Regions from separate parts of the Homo sapiens genome. Here region 1 is linked to region 2. Evidence: chromatin loops called from intact Hi-C (ENCODE). Cell type or tissue: dorsolateral prefrontal cortex. All regions are shown on one strand. Each heading gives the region's core, and the rest is flanking DNA. Links, peaks and the distances in the headings are about the cores only.

Region 1 (7,776 bases), core at 2,364-4,863, 71 kb after region 2:
TTTCATGTTAGAACATATGTTTGGTAAGAATGCCCATGCCCTAGAATTTCATGAAGTCATGTGTCCCAGGAAGAAGTTACATGGGTAGGAGGGCTAAGATGATCCTACTACCTAGAGGACATTTAGATTAGGAAGAGCTAGACAAACATTGAAGAGACTTGCTTGACCCACTGCTGTTCAGTTTTAATGAGGCCAAATCTCATGGAACAGGGGCAGAATGGGCGGAGAGTGGGTCATCAGCCCTGGCTAATTCTAGTTTCAATTCAGCAAATCAGAATCACGGTTCGCGGCAGCAATCCCATGGATGCCATCGAGTGTAACCGCCCAACGGTTTCACCTTGCCCGCTGCCTAGACAGAGCCGATTCATCCAGACAGGGGAATTGCAAGAGAAAGAGTAATTCGCGCAGAGTCGGCTGTACAGGAGACTGGAGTTGTATTATTACTCAAATCAGTCCACCTGAGCATTCGAGGATCAGAGTTTTTAAGGATAATTTGGTGGGTCGGGGAAAGCCAGTTAGCCAGGAGTGCTGATTGGTCACGGATGAAATCGTAGGGAGTCGAAGCTGGTCATTTCCTGGGTGGGGGCCACTAGATGAGATGAGCTAGTTTATCGATCTGGGTGGTGCCAGCTGATCCATCAAGTGCAGAGTCTGCAAAATTTTTGAATTTTGAACCATGTGAATATGTTAACTATTCAAAAGATAAATAAAATGGAAATTATTTAAAAATATGAATTATTCACTCTCCTGATGGTAGTAATGGTTTCACAGGTATATAGCTATGTCAAAACTTATCAAATTGTACACTTTAAATATGTATAATATTATATCACAGTAAAGCTACTAAAAATATGATATATGACAAATTTATTCACTATCCAATAAATACTATTAGGATATTTGGCTGCCATTTTAGAAAGTGAAATAGAAAAGTTAGATGCTTACATTACAGCAGACACAAAAACATATTCCAATTGGATTAAAGTGCTACATGAAAAACAAAACAAGCTGGGCACAGTGGCAGGCACATGTAGTCTCAGTTATTCAGGAGGCTGAGATGGGAGAATCATTTGAGCCCAGGAGTTCCAGGCCAGCCTGAGCAAAAGAGCAAGACCCCATTTCTAAACAAAATAAACAAATAAAATAAAAAGGAAAACAAAACAAAGCAAAAGCCCTATAAAAATTTTGAAAGAAAATATTGGAGAGTTACAATGTACGTTTATTACTTTTGAGTGGGGAAGGCCTTTCCAAGAAATACACAAAGCCTAGAAGCCATGGAGAAAAAGTAATAATAGCAGACTTCACCACCCAAAATGTAAAGCCTCTGACAAGAAAGACACCATGAATGAAGTTAATGTCATTGAACAAGGCATCAAGATATCCAGTAGAGGCCGGGCACGGTGGCTCATGCCTGTAATCCCAGCACTTCGGGAGGATGAGGTGGGTGGATTGCTTGAGACCAGGAGTTCAAGACCAGCCTGGGCAACATGATGAAACCCTGTTTAAAAAAAAAAAAAAAAAAAATATATATATATATATATATATATATATACATATATATAAACTCCAGTAGAATATATATCCAGTAGAATATATATCCAGTGGAATATATCTTTAGAGATAGCACGGTCCTCCACTATTCTGCACCACAGGCCCCTATCACAGTCTACTGAAGCACCTTCTCAGATGACATCTGGAGATATCTGAAACAATTGTAAGGTGATATGAAAATATCTGTGATTTCTATGGGTGACAAAGTCCGAGTACTGCTAAAACTCATGTAATTTTCTGCCTACATCCATTAGTTGAAGGAATTGCTGAATTTCAACTAAAGGTTAATGAAAATAACCTAAATATTTTTCCCATTCAAGTTCACAGACCCCTGGAGCCTATCCACAGAACCTTTGTAGGGTGTCTCCAACCCCATGGGCAGTGTTCCAGGGAAAGATCTTGGCATAACCTCAAAAGACAAAGAAATGCAAAGGGTAAAATGTGAAAGTCCAATCAAGCAGTATAGCCCCCCTGGGGTTGCTTAAATTACGTGCCCTCAAGCCTTCAAATTCATAACAGAGAGAAAGAAAAGAACACCTTCCTTCATATGGCAGCATGGAGGTGAGAAGCAGTGCCGTGTGTGCCCAGCTTCATATGTCACACCCAGCCAAAATCTCTAGGCAATGGGCAACATGACTAGCTGAAAACAGAATTCCAAAAAATTCCCCTAGGAAAGCATCTGAAAATTGTTTGGATGACATAATTATTTTCTTAGCAGGTATGTATCTATAATCCTAGGGAGATTTAGAATTAAATGCAGAGGTGAAATAAATAAAAGACATAGTATTCTTTGCTTATGCCGAATTAGGGGAGACTCTGAGACTATTTGATGTTTTCAGTTCTTGTAATTTTAAGATAATTTGGCATGTTAGATAGGACTTCTGCTTTTTCCTCCCTTATCTCATTATCTTCCTTCCAATTCCTCGATATATTCTCCACCTCTAGACATTGGAGAGCCCAGGGCCTTTATCTGTTCTCTAGCTACACTCACACCCCATAGGAACACTATCTATAGCGGATAAAACCAAATCTAGTCTCAAACCAGACCTCTCCCATGAATTCATTCTCTCATATCTAACAGTCTATTCAACATCTCCCCTCGATTGTCTCAAATTTTGACTTCCTGCCCTGACCACACCCCACAAGTCTGTTCTCAGACTTCCCCAAATCAGTAAATTACAACTACATTCCTACAGCTACTCAGGCCAAAAACCTTGGTTTTAGAGTCATTAAATCTTACATAAAAATTTGGCTAACAAAATGAGGCAGAATAATAGAATAGAAATTGGATTAGGTATAATACCAGCTTTTGTAATCGTGTTTGTTGTACTAGCATGTATAATGTTAAATAAAACAACTTCGGCCATTTAATTTTTAGTTATTCCACCCCATTTTGGTTTTGAATCTTCTCCTCCATCTTCATTCATTGTCACGCTCCCTTGGCATGATTACACAGAGTTTTAAATTCTGTGTGTGCCACAGGTCCCAAATATAGAGCTCCAGCTTCACCTCTCTCGAGAATGCTGTTGCCACCTAGAGATTTCCACTGGAGATCTACGAGCATTCAGAGCTCTTCATTCCCCTGCACCTAACTTGAACCTTCAGTCCTCCACCTCATTTTAGTCTATTTACCTCGTTGCTCAAGCCTAAAACTTCAGCTTTATCTTTCACAGCTCTCTTTTCTTATTTTGTCCAATTTTTCATCAAATCCTGACAATTCTTCTTCCAAACCATATCCCTAAGTTGTAGCACTTCTCCCCACATTTATGGTTAGTCACCTTAATCCAAGCCACCAACAACTCTCACTGGGCCTTTTCCAATGGCCTCCCAGGTAGTCTCTCACCCTGCTAACCATTTTCCACAAAGCAGCCAGTTAGCCTTTTAAAAAAAAAAAGCCATTTCATTCTTCTTCATGATGTCCTACAGTGGCTTCCTATTTCACTCCGAGTGAGATCCAAAGTCGTTTCCTAAAGCAGTATGCATTTATTTGTTTGGGGTCTGTCTCCCTCCACTAGAATGTAAGTTCCATGAGGGTCAAGACATCTTCTCCTTTGTTCACTGCTTTAACCACAGCACCTTAAACAGTGCCAGGCAGAGTGGGGATCAAGAAATACTTGTAGCACAAAAAGAGAATAAACTGCTGAATGTGGAGTGAAGGCTGGGAGTATAAAGCAGTGGAGGAAGGAGGGCAACACTAACATTTTAGTCTATATTTTGTACACTTTTGCAAAGAGATGTTTTGAAGACCTCAGTCTTCAAAAATCTAAAAGGAAAAGAAAATTTATTTAAACTTGTTAACAAGTCCAAGCTCTATATAATGACTGAAAGGGCAATAGAATAAGATAGCAAAATCTGTGGGTCCAATGTGGGTAGAGCTGAGGAATCTGGAAATGTTAAATCAACTTTAAGAGGAAGAGGCCGGGCGCGGTGGCTCACACCTGTAATCCCAGCACTTTGGGAGGCCGAGGCGGGCAGATCACCGGATGTTGGGTGTTTGAAGACCAGCCTGACCAACATGGTGAAACCCTTCCCTACTAAAAATACAAAATTAGCCGGGTGTGGTGGTGTGCGCCTGTAATCCCAGCTACTTGGGAGACTGAGGCAGGAGAATCTCTTGAACCCAGGAGACAGAGGTTGCAGTGAGCCGAGATCATGCCATTGCACTCCAGCCTGGGCAACAAGAGTGAAACTTGGTCTCAAAAAAAAAGAGGAAGACCAGGGCTCCGTGTGGCGGCTCTTGCCTGTAAGCTCAGCACTTCGGGAGGCCAAGGTGGGAGAATCACTTGAGTCCAGGAGTTCGAGACCAGCCTGGGCAACAAGCAAGACCCCCATCTCTACAAAAATAAACAAATAAAAAATTAAAAAATAAGAGGAAGAACAGATAGAAGCCATGCTCTAGTCTGTATCGACTTTGTAATGAGGTTCAAATCCCAGTTTTGGCCGGACACTGTATCCCTGAAGAACATCTGTGCCCTTGCCCACTCCTATTTGTTCTTTTCCATTTTCTCATCCTCACAACATCGATTTCAACTCATACAGCCCAATGGGCATTTTAAAATGTCCAGGCAGCTCCTTTTGAGTTAAGATACACCTGAAGGAAGGGTTTTCTTCCATAAAGCCCCAACATCTCCAAATAAAGATTGCAATCTCATCAAAAAGACCCAAGAGAATACTTCAAAATGGACAACCAGCAACCAATGAATTCTGCCTAGCTAGAAGCTCCAGACTTTGAGGACTCGTGGATTTGTGATGATTTTTTTCTGTCTGTGATGAGGAATTGGGAAGACCAGACATTCATGGTGGGTAAAGGAAATGCCAGAGAGGAAGCTCCAGGATTACCAGTAAGTGCCTCTTGAAAAGGGCCAGTTTTGGAAAGGTAGGATTTGCTAGTGCCTGGCTATGGTAATGGGTTTGCAGGAAATGACTGATGCAAAGCAGGGTTAACCTGAAGTAAATTTACCCCTCAGCAGGCCTCCTTTCCTTAACTCCGCCCCCACATATTTTAATCAAGAGGCAAACCCCCAGGCTGGGATTAGACAGGGACTACATTTTAATCACTAAACTTCTTCATAACAATAGGCCTCACTTAATGGTCCTAACTTCCTGGAAGATTTTGAAAGCAGAACTAGGGGGAAAAAAATCTCTGAATCCTTTGGGATTTAATGGAGTAAAGGTGCAAGTCCAAGTAGCTCTCTAGAAAGGGGAGACTCCAGCTACCCTGTGCAGGGCTTGAGGGGTGAGTTCCATCTTAAATATTACATTTGAAAAACAGCAAACATCTAAAAAGAGTTTCCCTAATAAAATTATTCACTCTCTTCTACATCTGGTGAAAGGTGCTTCTTCTAGTCTTGTCTCTCTGCCTTGTGAATGTTAGCAATTGTGACGATTTGGTGAATCTATTGCCCTTTAAGACAGGTCTTCCTCTAATGGAAGAGAAGAAAAACCAGGGTTTTAATCAGAGCACGGATGGGGGCCTGTTTCTGCTGATAGATATCTTGGAATACGGAAGAATGTTGCCGCCTGGGGGTTGCTCCCGTGGTATCTGTGTCACATTTGGATGTTTGGGTTTTTTGGTTTGTTTGGTTGGTTGTTTTGTTTTGTTTTGCTTTGCTTTGTTTTTGGCTCATGGAGATTGGGTAATTCTTGGAAGGTCTTCAGGCTGATTTTGCTGTGGTTGGTGTTACTGCTCGTTCTGCCAGGTACTAGAAAAAAGACTAGCATTCTCCAAAGTGCATTAATATAAACCTATTTTTGATTTTGAAAGTCACACCGAAAACTTCTTCTTCCTTTCTTTTTTTTTTTTTTTTTTTTTTTTTTTTTTTGAGACGGAGTCTTGCTCTGTCGCCCAGGCTAGAGTGCAGTGGTGCGATCTCGGCTCACTGCAAGCTCCGCCTCCCGGGTTCACGCCATTCTCCTGCCTCAGCCTCCCCAGCAGCTGGGACAGGGGCACGCCGCCACGCCCGGCTAGTTTTTGTATTTTTAGTAGAGACGGGGTTTCACCATATTAGCCAGGACGGTCTCGATCTCCTGACCTCGTGATCTGCCAGCCTCGGCCTCCCAAAGTGCTGGGATTACAGGCGTGAGCCACCGCGCCCGGCCCAAAAACTTCTCTTCAACCCAAGAAATGCTGTCACTGCCTTGTCAAGAAAGCAAGGGATACATCTTGTTTCAGCTTTGTTCCCACTCCTCAACTTGTCCTGACTTGGAACTCTCTCCTCAGTCTTTTTTCTGACCTCTTGCCGTGGGTAAACAGCAATCTGGGCCCCCTTGCTGGTCCCCTCACAGGACTTGTCTTGCTCCCGCCATTTCTTCCGCCTGGCACGCCTCTCCCTAGCTACTCCTAACTGCAGAAAAACCTTCCTCATCTTTAGAGTTCTTTCTGAAATGCTGCCTCTTCCATGAAACCCTCCCTTTTCCCCCACAACTGGAATGAATTCATGTCTGTCCTGTCCGCTGAGGGATTTTATGTTTTCATCTCTCTCATGAGGTCTTCCTCTGACACGTATTTCATTGCTCATGTTTTCCCTACCATAATGTAAGATCCTCGAGGACTGCCACGATTTTGCCCCACCTTCTGTATCCCACCTTCCCTCCAGTGCCTTCAAACATAGTGGGAATCTGTAGAATTCTGAGAGTAGTATTTTCATCCGGACTGTTAGTCCCAGCAGAGCAGAATTGTGTAGCGCTTAAGTTCCCAGGCTTTAAGTGCAAGCGGACTAGGGTAGAATCTTGGTCCAACCACTTAACCAGCTCCTGACCTTGGCAGTTGCTAATTCTCTGAGAATCTCAATTCCTTCATTGGGAAAGTGGGAATAATAAAACTTAGTAACAGTGGGATTGTTGTGACAAGTAAATGAGGCAAATATAAAACACTTGGCATGGTGCCTGACACATAAGTCTTTTCAAAAAGACTTAATAAGTGGTGGCTCTTTTATTATTATTACTATTACCATTAGCCATAAACTTCTGTGCAGAAACCAAAATATTCTTACCACATGTTAATCTATTTAAATAAATTAAGAGTGATTGCTCTGGAGAGAGGAATTCATGAGCCCTACCAATTCTATCTTTTTCCAAAGACTCTTCTATAAAGAGCAATCACTTTCTAACAGTGCTGACCAATAGAAATATAATGTGTTATATACATATTTAGAATTTTCTACTAGTTACATTAAAATAAGCAAAAATAAGCAAGTGAAATTAATTTTTTTCTTTGTCACCCTGGCTGGAGTGTAGTGGCACGAACACAGCTCTCTGCAGCCTTGACCTCCCGGGCTCAAGTGATCTTCCCATCTCAGGCTTCCAAGTAGTTGGGACTATAGGTGTCCGCCATCATGCCCAGCTAATTTTTGTATTTTTTATAGAGACTGGGACTGGGTTTTGCCTTGTTGCCCTGGCTGATCTCAAACTCCTGCACTCAAGCAGTCCGCCAACCTTGGCCTTCCAAAGTGCTGGGATTACAAGAGTGAGCCATGGTGCCCAACCAAAATTAATTTCAATATATATTATTTAACTCAATATATCCAAAATATTACCATTACAACATGAAGTCAATATAAGTATTAATGAGATATTTTACATTTTGGGGGTACTAAGTTTTCAAAATCTAATGTATACATAACACATAAAACAGCGCATCTCAAATCCTACTAACTCTATTCAAGTGCTCAATGGTTACATGTGGCTAGTGATTACCATATTGGGCAGCACAGATCTATAACACAG
Region 2 (7,776 bases), core at 1,919-4,418:
TGGCTTTGCAGTCAGTTGAACCTGGGGCCACTGGACAATAAAAATACCCAGATAGTTGTTGTTGTTGTGGTGGTGTTGGTGGTGGTGGTGAGGTGATGGTGGTGGTTAGTGCTGGTAGTGATGGTGGTGGTGGAGGTGGTGATGGTGGTGATGATAGTGATGGTGGTGGTGGCAGTAGTGGTAGTGGTGGAAGAGGTGGTAGTGGAGGTGGTGGTGGTAGTGATGGAGATGGTGGTGGTTGTGGTGATGGTGGTGATGGTGATACTGATAATGTGATGGTAGTTGTGATAGTGATGGTGGTGGTGATGATAGTGACGGTGGTGGTAGTGGTGGTAGTGATGGTGATGATGCTGGCAATGGTGATGGTGGTGGTGATGATAGTGGTGGTTGTGATAGTGATGGTGGTGGTGGTGAGGATGATTGAAAGCACTGAAGACCAGGTTCTGCCCTTGGGATTGATAAATGTTGGGTTTCTCACTGTGCAGTCTTTAGATTCTGTGCATTAGAGTCCCAGGTGTGTTTCAGCCCTACTGAGCCAGAATCTCTGGGAGGGAATCTCTTCTTTCCACAAGCTCTTTGGGAAATTATTAAGTGCCCCAAAGTTTGGAAGAATTGTGATAGATTAAAGCTGTGGTAGCATATTAAACATTCACACATAAGAAGCAAGAAACTCTAACTCTCCAGGAGGCTTACAATGAACTCTGAATATTCCCGGGTGTTCCTATCACAGTCCTCTTCAGTAAGCGCTAGTCCTTGGCTGTTTGGCTCCAGGAAGCACAGACTCCAGGTGGGAGGGCCTCCGGCCACTACAACGCAGCAGGATTCCTAGAAGCCAGGCACACAGCGTGTCTCCTCTGAGAGAGGCACAGAGCCTCACAAGGCTTATTGGGGGGAAAGACCAAGTTCCTATTACAGCCACTATCCAGTGTCTACACTAACACATGCCAAGCTCAGCTCCAGGCCATGTCCCAGGCCAGCTGACTTGGCTTTCTCCCCTCAGCATTGCAATTTACCATTTCCCGGAACCAAAAAGCCTTAAGTCTCTCCATGCCCTCTGTAGACGTACCAAGACGGGGCCTTTTCCCTACCTGGGCTAGTGTTCAATAGATGAGGCTGAGATTTTAAAGCCCTGCAGCAGTGAGTCTGTGAGAATCCTCTTGCTTTATTTGCCTTTTTGTTAGGCTTTCTTTAGAAATTCGTTGGTGTGTAACTCCCGGTAGGCATGACTACAACTGGGTGTATGCTCCCTCTCCCTTAGGAGTTCAGGAGGAGATTGGAATGTGGTTCTGAGTAGATGGGGAATCTCATTAATCAATGTGGGTAGGGCTGGTGGAAAAAAAAAGTTTTAGTATATGGCAAGCTTGAAAGGCCCACAGAATTTTCTTAAATTCTCTTCAAAGCATGCAGTTGAGTACTCTTGTTTAGCAGGAACTTTGCTGTAACATGACTTTCCTTGGCTCAGAGTATGGGGTTACAGAAGACCTCACTGGGACCCAGCCAAGGAAGTTAGATTAGCAGAAGTACCAGAAGTACTGGATGAGAACATAGTGTCATTGAGAATGTGGTCCTGGAAAAAAAGATCTCAAGGGCAACCATACTGCAGGATTTCAAACCACAGCAGGCCAGGGAAGTTCCTGATGAGAGAAGAAGCTGATCCTCACGGGACCAGGTGACTGTAATGCAGGCTGAACATTCCAGAACCCAAGCAAGGCTCATGCAGGCAGAACTGTTGCTGGGCCCATTGCCAAGTCCGGCCACTCTGACACTGCCCAGGAAAGCCATGGAATCCTTCTTTCCTATAAGGACATAGTCAATTATGCATTTATGAAGCACCTAGCATATGCAGAAAAGCATGCATGGGCTGGGCGCAGTGGCTCACATCTGTAATCCCAGTACTTTGGGAGACCGAGGCGGGTGGATTACCTGAGGTAGGAGCTCGAGACCAGCCTGGCCAACATGGTGAAGCCCCATCTCAACTAAAAAAAACACAAAAAAATTTGTTGGGCATGGTGGCACATGCCTGTAATCCCAGCTGCTCAGGAGGCTGAGGTGGAAGAATCACTTGAACCTGGGAGGCGGAGGTTGCAGTGAGCCGAGATCATGACACTGCACTCCAGCCTGGGTGACAAGAGTGAAACTCCGTCTCAAATAAAAAAAAAAGAAAAAGAAAAGCATGCATGGTTCTTCAGCATAGAATTGGAAAGAAATGAAACAATAGTGCCTCTGCCATGAAAGATGTTTATGTTCAATTAGAGGTCAAAAGTGTGGCTATGAGGAAAATAATAAGTAATCATAAAATTATTAGTGTGGTACAAGCACAGTAAATGTATTTTAAAGAAAGGGACTCATAAAGGCAAAGAGTGTATTTTAATTGTGATTATACTTCAAAAGAGAATGGTTAAGATGAACAATCCAAAAATTAATTATTGGCTAACTTGTAGGCTGGTAGCTGGCAGAGATGCGTGTATGCATGTGCGTGCATGTGTATATGTACATGTGCATGTGTGTGTGCATGTGTGTGCACGTGTACTTGCGTGTGTGAGCACATATGTGTGTGCGCATGTGTATGTGTGCATTGTATGTGTGTGTGTGCATGTGTATGTGTGTTGGCACCACTGTGCAAGCACCCCAGAAGCATGAAAGCTGAGCCACATCCATCCCTCCCTCTCTCCTTATGGTTTGTTTCCTTGTCATGGATTTTTTCCTCTCTCACTCTCCCTTCCTACCCTTCATCTTCATGTTTCCCTTGCCTGTGCCCTTGATCAGCTGGTGGAAGAGATTAGAGAATGTGTTTTCCCTCCTACTGATTCTTTCATTGCTCTGCACCCTCCTGCTCCTTCCACCCTCGTACCTAGCCAGACCTCAGCTGCACATATTGCTCCAAGTGTTTGGGATTATTTCCCAGTGTGTGGTAAGGAGGAGAATCCCAGTGCCAGCAATTCCATGCCGTCTCTGGATCCTAATAAGTTGGCAGCCAAAGAAATGCAGGCCAACGCAATGAAACCTTCCAGGGAGCCAGCCATTCTTGGATGACTCTGTGGCTCCGACTCACACTTCACCCCCTACTTTTGTTTTCTTCTTCCCTACAACAGCAAACAAATTATACACGAATTCAAAGCACAGGCCTGGTGAAGGGTGTTGCGGCTTCTGTTGCTCTTTCTTCTCTGAACCTATTGCTGCTCCCCAGGACCTCCCTGGCTGGGATGGATGTGGTTGTTCTCATGTGAATAAGAGTACAAGGCAGAGGCTGAAGTGATCCAGTCCTAATCATGTTAGGATTCAAGGCTCTACTTGTCCCTCGGTGTAGGTCACTTAGGCATTAGCACAGGGCCTTGCTTAGAGTCCCCGTTCAATAAATACAGCATGTGTCTGTCAACTGCTTCATGCAGGCTCCAAAAATGAGCCATGGGAAAAAGAAGTCACCTCTCCTAAAGCTTGCCAACTTCCTGGAGCATCTGAGAAGTTGCAAGATGGCAGTGGTGATTATGTTTTTGTCGTTATGGTCTGGGTGGGTAGGTCCATGTGGCTGCGCTTATTGGTGCTAATGACATCAAGGATCGGTTCCCAAAAGGCCAGCAGGCTTTGTGTAAAAGAAAATGTGCTGTGTGGCCCTGAATTCCCCTGCCCTCAGTCATGGACTATGGAGAGTGGCCTTGCTCTAGCCTCGACAGAGCGTAGGCTGGTTTAGGTCATGTTCATCTGGGAGACAGGGAGGTGGGAGACTTCCAAGGAAACATCTCACTGAGGGCTACTGGCAGCAGCAGGAAATAAATAAAAGAAAGCACATTCACGTCATAACTGTTTCCTCCTCTTCTCTGTCCAAATCCTAGCTGGCTTTTCACCCATAGACGAGGCCCATGTCAATGCCACCCCTGTCTCTTGGGCAAATGTTCCTTTATTGATTTTCTGGCATACGTCTACTTGCTTTACTGGGACCAGGGACAAAGAGCTGCCCCCACACATACCCACACACAGGCTGTGAGATGTTGGGTAGGTTACTTAACTTCTTTCAGAGCCAGGTTTCTCATTCATCAAGTGACAGAATAAAAAATCCACATCACAATCCTCCATTGGGACAATTAAGTCAGATAAAGCAGGCAAAAGTGCCTAAGTCATTTGTAAATTGACATGAAAATGCCATCATTTTTTCTCAAGCAGATTTCTGCTCCAGAAGAGAAAAGAATTGCTTTTCTACAACTACAGAGACTCCCAATTGAATCCACAGCCCATCTATCTATATTTACTCTTAGAGTTAATTTTTCATGGTCACCAACTAAAGAATTTTAAAAAAATTAAGGCAGGTGACTTCTAGTAAAGTTTGCAGATTAAACACGACCATCCACTTTCTTCCCCTCCTAAAACACCACTAAAAATGCCTTTCAAATGCTTTCTACTTGGTAATCAAAACTATCCTCACCAAAAGAGAATGGAAGGAAGTCTACCAGAGACTGAGAAGGGTAGTGGGGAGGTAGGGGAAAGGTGGCAATGGTTAAGGGATACAAAACAAACAGAATGAATGAATAAGACCTAGTATTCCACAGCACAACAGGGTGACTGTAGTCAATAATAATTTAATTGAACATTTTAAAATAACTAAAAGAGTATAATTGGATTGTTTGTAACACAAAGGATAAATGCTTGAGGGGATGGATACCCCATTTCCAGCATGTGACTGTTATGCAATGCATGCCTGTATCAAAACATCTCATGTACCCAATAAATATATATACGTACCCACAAAAATTAAAAATTTAAAAAAATTTTTAAAAAAACTATCCTCTACAATTCATGGGAATCAAGCCAGCTTGAAAAAGGGACAAGTTGTGCTTGTAGGCTGGATGTGTGCATATTAATTATAATTATCTGGATATGCACTGAAAGCATCAAGGGTGGGAAAAGCATATATACTTTTTTTTAACTCCTCAGGTAATTTCAAGGGTTGGCCTGGTAGAGAAACCCTGGGCCAGCCCCTCAATATCCCCACATTCCTTAACCTGGGGCAGAGTTTCTCCAACTTTCTTGGTAAGATTCACCTGGGATACCTGCTAAAGATACAAATTCCCAAATCCATCCGTTTCTCTGAATCAAGTCTTAGGGGAAGAGGCCTAGAAAGTAGGTGAATGATATCATCTGGGAGTTGGGAAACACCGCCCACAGTTCCTCAAATGTTACCTGAAAACCTTGCTTTTCCTCAGTTACCTGAAAACCTTGTTTTTAAGAAGTAAAGATTGCCAGGCAGATCCACCCTAACTCAAAGAATTTTGAGAACCCTGGAGTGAGACTTGGAATTTTCACTTCTACCTAGCACTCAAAGAATTTTAATTTGAGAACCCTGGAGTGAGACCTGGAATTTTCACTTCGACCTAGCACCCTCGGTTGACCCCCAAGTCTGCTACTCCATAAGAAATGCTGCTCCAAACCTCTGGAATGGCACCAGAGAATGGAGGATGATTCCTAAGTACTGCCAGCTCACACCTCCTATGCCTGAACCAGACACTTGCTTGAACTTCCTTGTGGCTATTAAAAAGGGTTGACTAATTATACAAAGGGACAGCCCTGAGCCATTTCAAGCCTGGGGAGTGAAAGCTGTAAAGTAAGGTAGGTGGCCTGAGGTGCTGAGACAAGCCTGGGCAGGCAAGCCAGTGTCCAGAGAAGTTGCATTCCTAGGGCTGCTTTCCGGGGCTCCACCCCCTTTAAGCTGTGAAACAACTCATATGCGCCGCTGCCCCCAAGGAAGTGCTCCTTCACCCTGGTGCTGTAGACGTGTACAAGGGTCTGGCCACTAGTGACAGACCTGGCGAATCTCCCTTTGGCATCCATTCTCGGGGCTCCTGCCGCCATCTTGGATCCCATCCCCACGGGGTCTGCAGACTCATCACTAAGGACAGAACCTCTCTGGGCACATGATGTAGTCTCCTCTCGAGTATATTTCTGTCTCCAAGCAAGGAGCCATTAATTATGGAAAATGTGAGGAAGGGGGGCATTTTCTTCCTTCCCTAAAGTTCCTGTCAGCATGCAAACAAGAATTTCTGTCCTCTCCAATGTACTGAAGCAAAAGCTGCTACTTCCCAGCCACCTCTCATTGGTTTCTCCCTAAGTGATAACAGGGGGTCAGTCTAGCAGTGTAGGAAGGTTGTTCTTGCTGGGTCTCTGCCCTCAGCTGCAGGAATTTATCCAAGGGACAGCTTGTGCCCCCCTGTTACTGTGTACTCTGGAGATCCTGTGGCTTGTCCCTTTGGCAATATGAATGTTAAGGTATGGATTCAGAAATACAGTAAAGAAAAGCTTGCTTCAAAGTATAAGAGGACCTGGGGATTCACTATTTGTCTTTAAAAGATGAAGGGGTAAACTTATTTCTACCCTTCCATCACCCATCTGTTTTAATCTCTCTTTTGAAACCACTATCATATAAGAGTGCGGGACGAACACAGAGCATGAGTCCCTGAGCATGGGGTGCTGACGGGCAGACTGACTGGCTAACCAACTACAGAGACTCCCAATTGAATCCACAGCCCATCTATCTATGTTTACTCTTAGAGTTAATTTTTCATGGTCACCAACTAAAGAATTTTAAAAAAATTAAGGCAGGTGACTTCTAGTAAAGTTTGTAGAGTAAACACGACCATCCACTTTCTTCCCCTCCTAAAACACCACTAAAAATGCTAATAAAGAGATTTTTTTTTCTTAAGCCACAAATCTAAAAGGCTGATAGTCCATGAGAGGGGGCATGAAGAGCAAAATTTTGAAGGCAGAAAATGCACAAATGCAATCTGTCAACCAGAAAGCTAAGAAGCAATTTGATTTGCAACAAGAGATCCTCCAAAGCTTAAAAATTAGCAGCCACTAGTAGGGGCTGAAAGGAGTAGCTGAAATAAATAGGAGTGGCTGAAAGTCTATATTTTAGAGTCGAACCCTCTAAGCCCCTCCCAGGGCAGTCATGTTATGCAATCTGTGGCTTTTCTCCTAACAAATCTCAGAGACTTCTGTGATTCTAATTTAGTTATTTATTTATTTATTTATTTATTTATTGACAGAGTCTCACTCTCGCCAGGCTGGAGTGCAGTGGCACGATCTCGGCTCACTGCAACCTCCAACTCCCGGGTTCAAGTGATTCTCCTGCCTCAGCCTCCCGAGTCTCTGGGATTACAGGTGCACACCACTGCGCCCAGCTAATTTTTTGTATTTTTAGTAGAGACGGGGTTTCACCATGTTGGCCAGGATGGCCTCGGTCTCCTGACCTCATGATCCACCAGCCTCGGCCTCCCAAAGTGCTGGGATTACAGGTATGAGCCACTGCCCCTGGCCTTGTGATACTTTAAACTATGTGCATTTACTGCCTTTAAAAAAATTTGTTTATATAAGGAGAAAGGGAAGGTGAGAAGAAGGGATTCTCCACTGATGCGTATGTTGAAGGCCAATTTCCCGTCTTCCTCTTCACTCTGGATCTGGCCTTTTTAAGTCCAACACACACTGTCAGTTGAAGATCTGAAAGGAGCAATGCCGCGGTGTGAGGAAATTTCATCGTGAGAACAGTTGGGTGTGGTAGCACATTACTCAGGAGCTTGACTTTTGTCTAAAGCATGTAATTAGGCCCATCCAGGCTCTCCCCTTCTGCCAGGGCACGGGCCCTACTAGAGGCCCTGACCCTCAAGGCTACTGTCCTTCTGGCCAGCACAGCTGACTTCCATGACCCTGGCCAAAGCTGAGATCATCCTGTTAGCTGCACTTTGATCCTGGAGAAGGCCTTCTCCCATGCTGGCCAGGGTTCCTCGTTGG

What was found. A loop is a pair of places that touch in the nucleus more often than their neighbours do. Peaks named below come from ENCODE experiments on the same cell type or tissue, not always from the same donor. Only the 100,000 strongest peaks of a DNase experiment are listed, where the experiment ranks them.
Region 1: it touches region 2 in a loop (1.8-fold over the local background); 8 of 110 quality-filtered maps call a loop at or near these places.

The regions. Positions count from the first base shown.
Region 1 is chr5:36,591,392-36,599,167 of GRCh38, forward strand. It overlaps a transcript of SLC1A3 not described here. Among named protein-coding and RNA genes, the nearest start is that of SLC1A3, 11 kb to the right of the region's middle. In dorsolateral prefrontal cortex, for the core only: no CTCF peak of the experiment used is centred there; no DNase peak of the experiment used is centred there.
Region 2 is chr5:36,521,132-36,528,907 of GRCh38, forward strand. No RefSeq gene overlaps it. Among named protein-coding and RNA genes, the nearest start is that of SLC1A3, 82 kb to the right of the region's middle. In dorsolateral prefrontal cortex, for the core only: no CTCF peak of the experiment used is centred there; a DNase peak (open chromatin) is centred at 2,991; H3K27ac peaks cover 332 bases.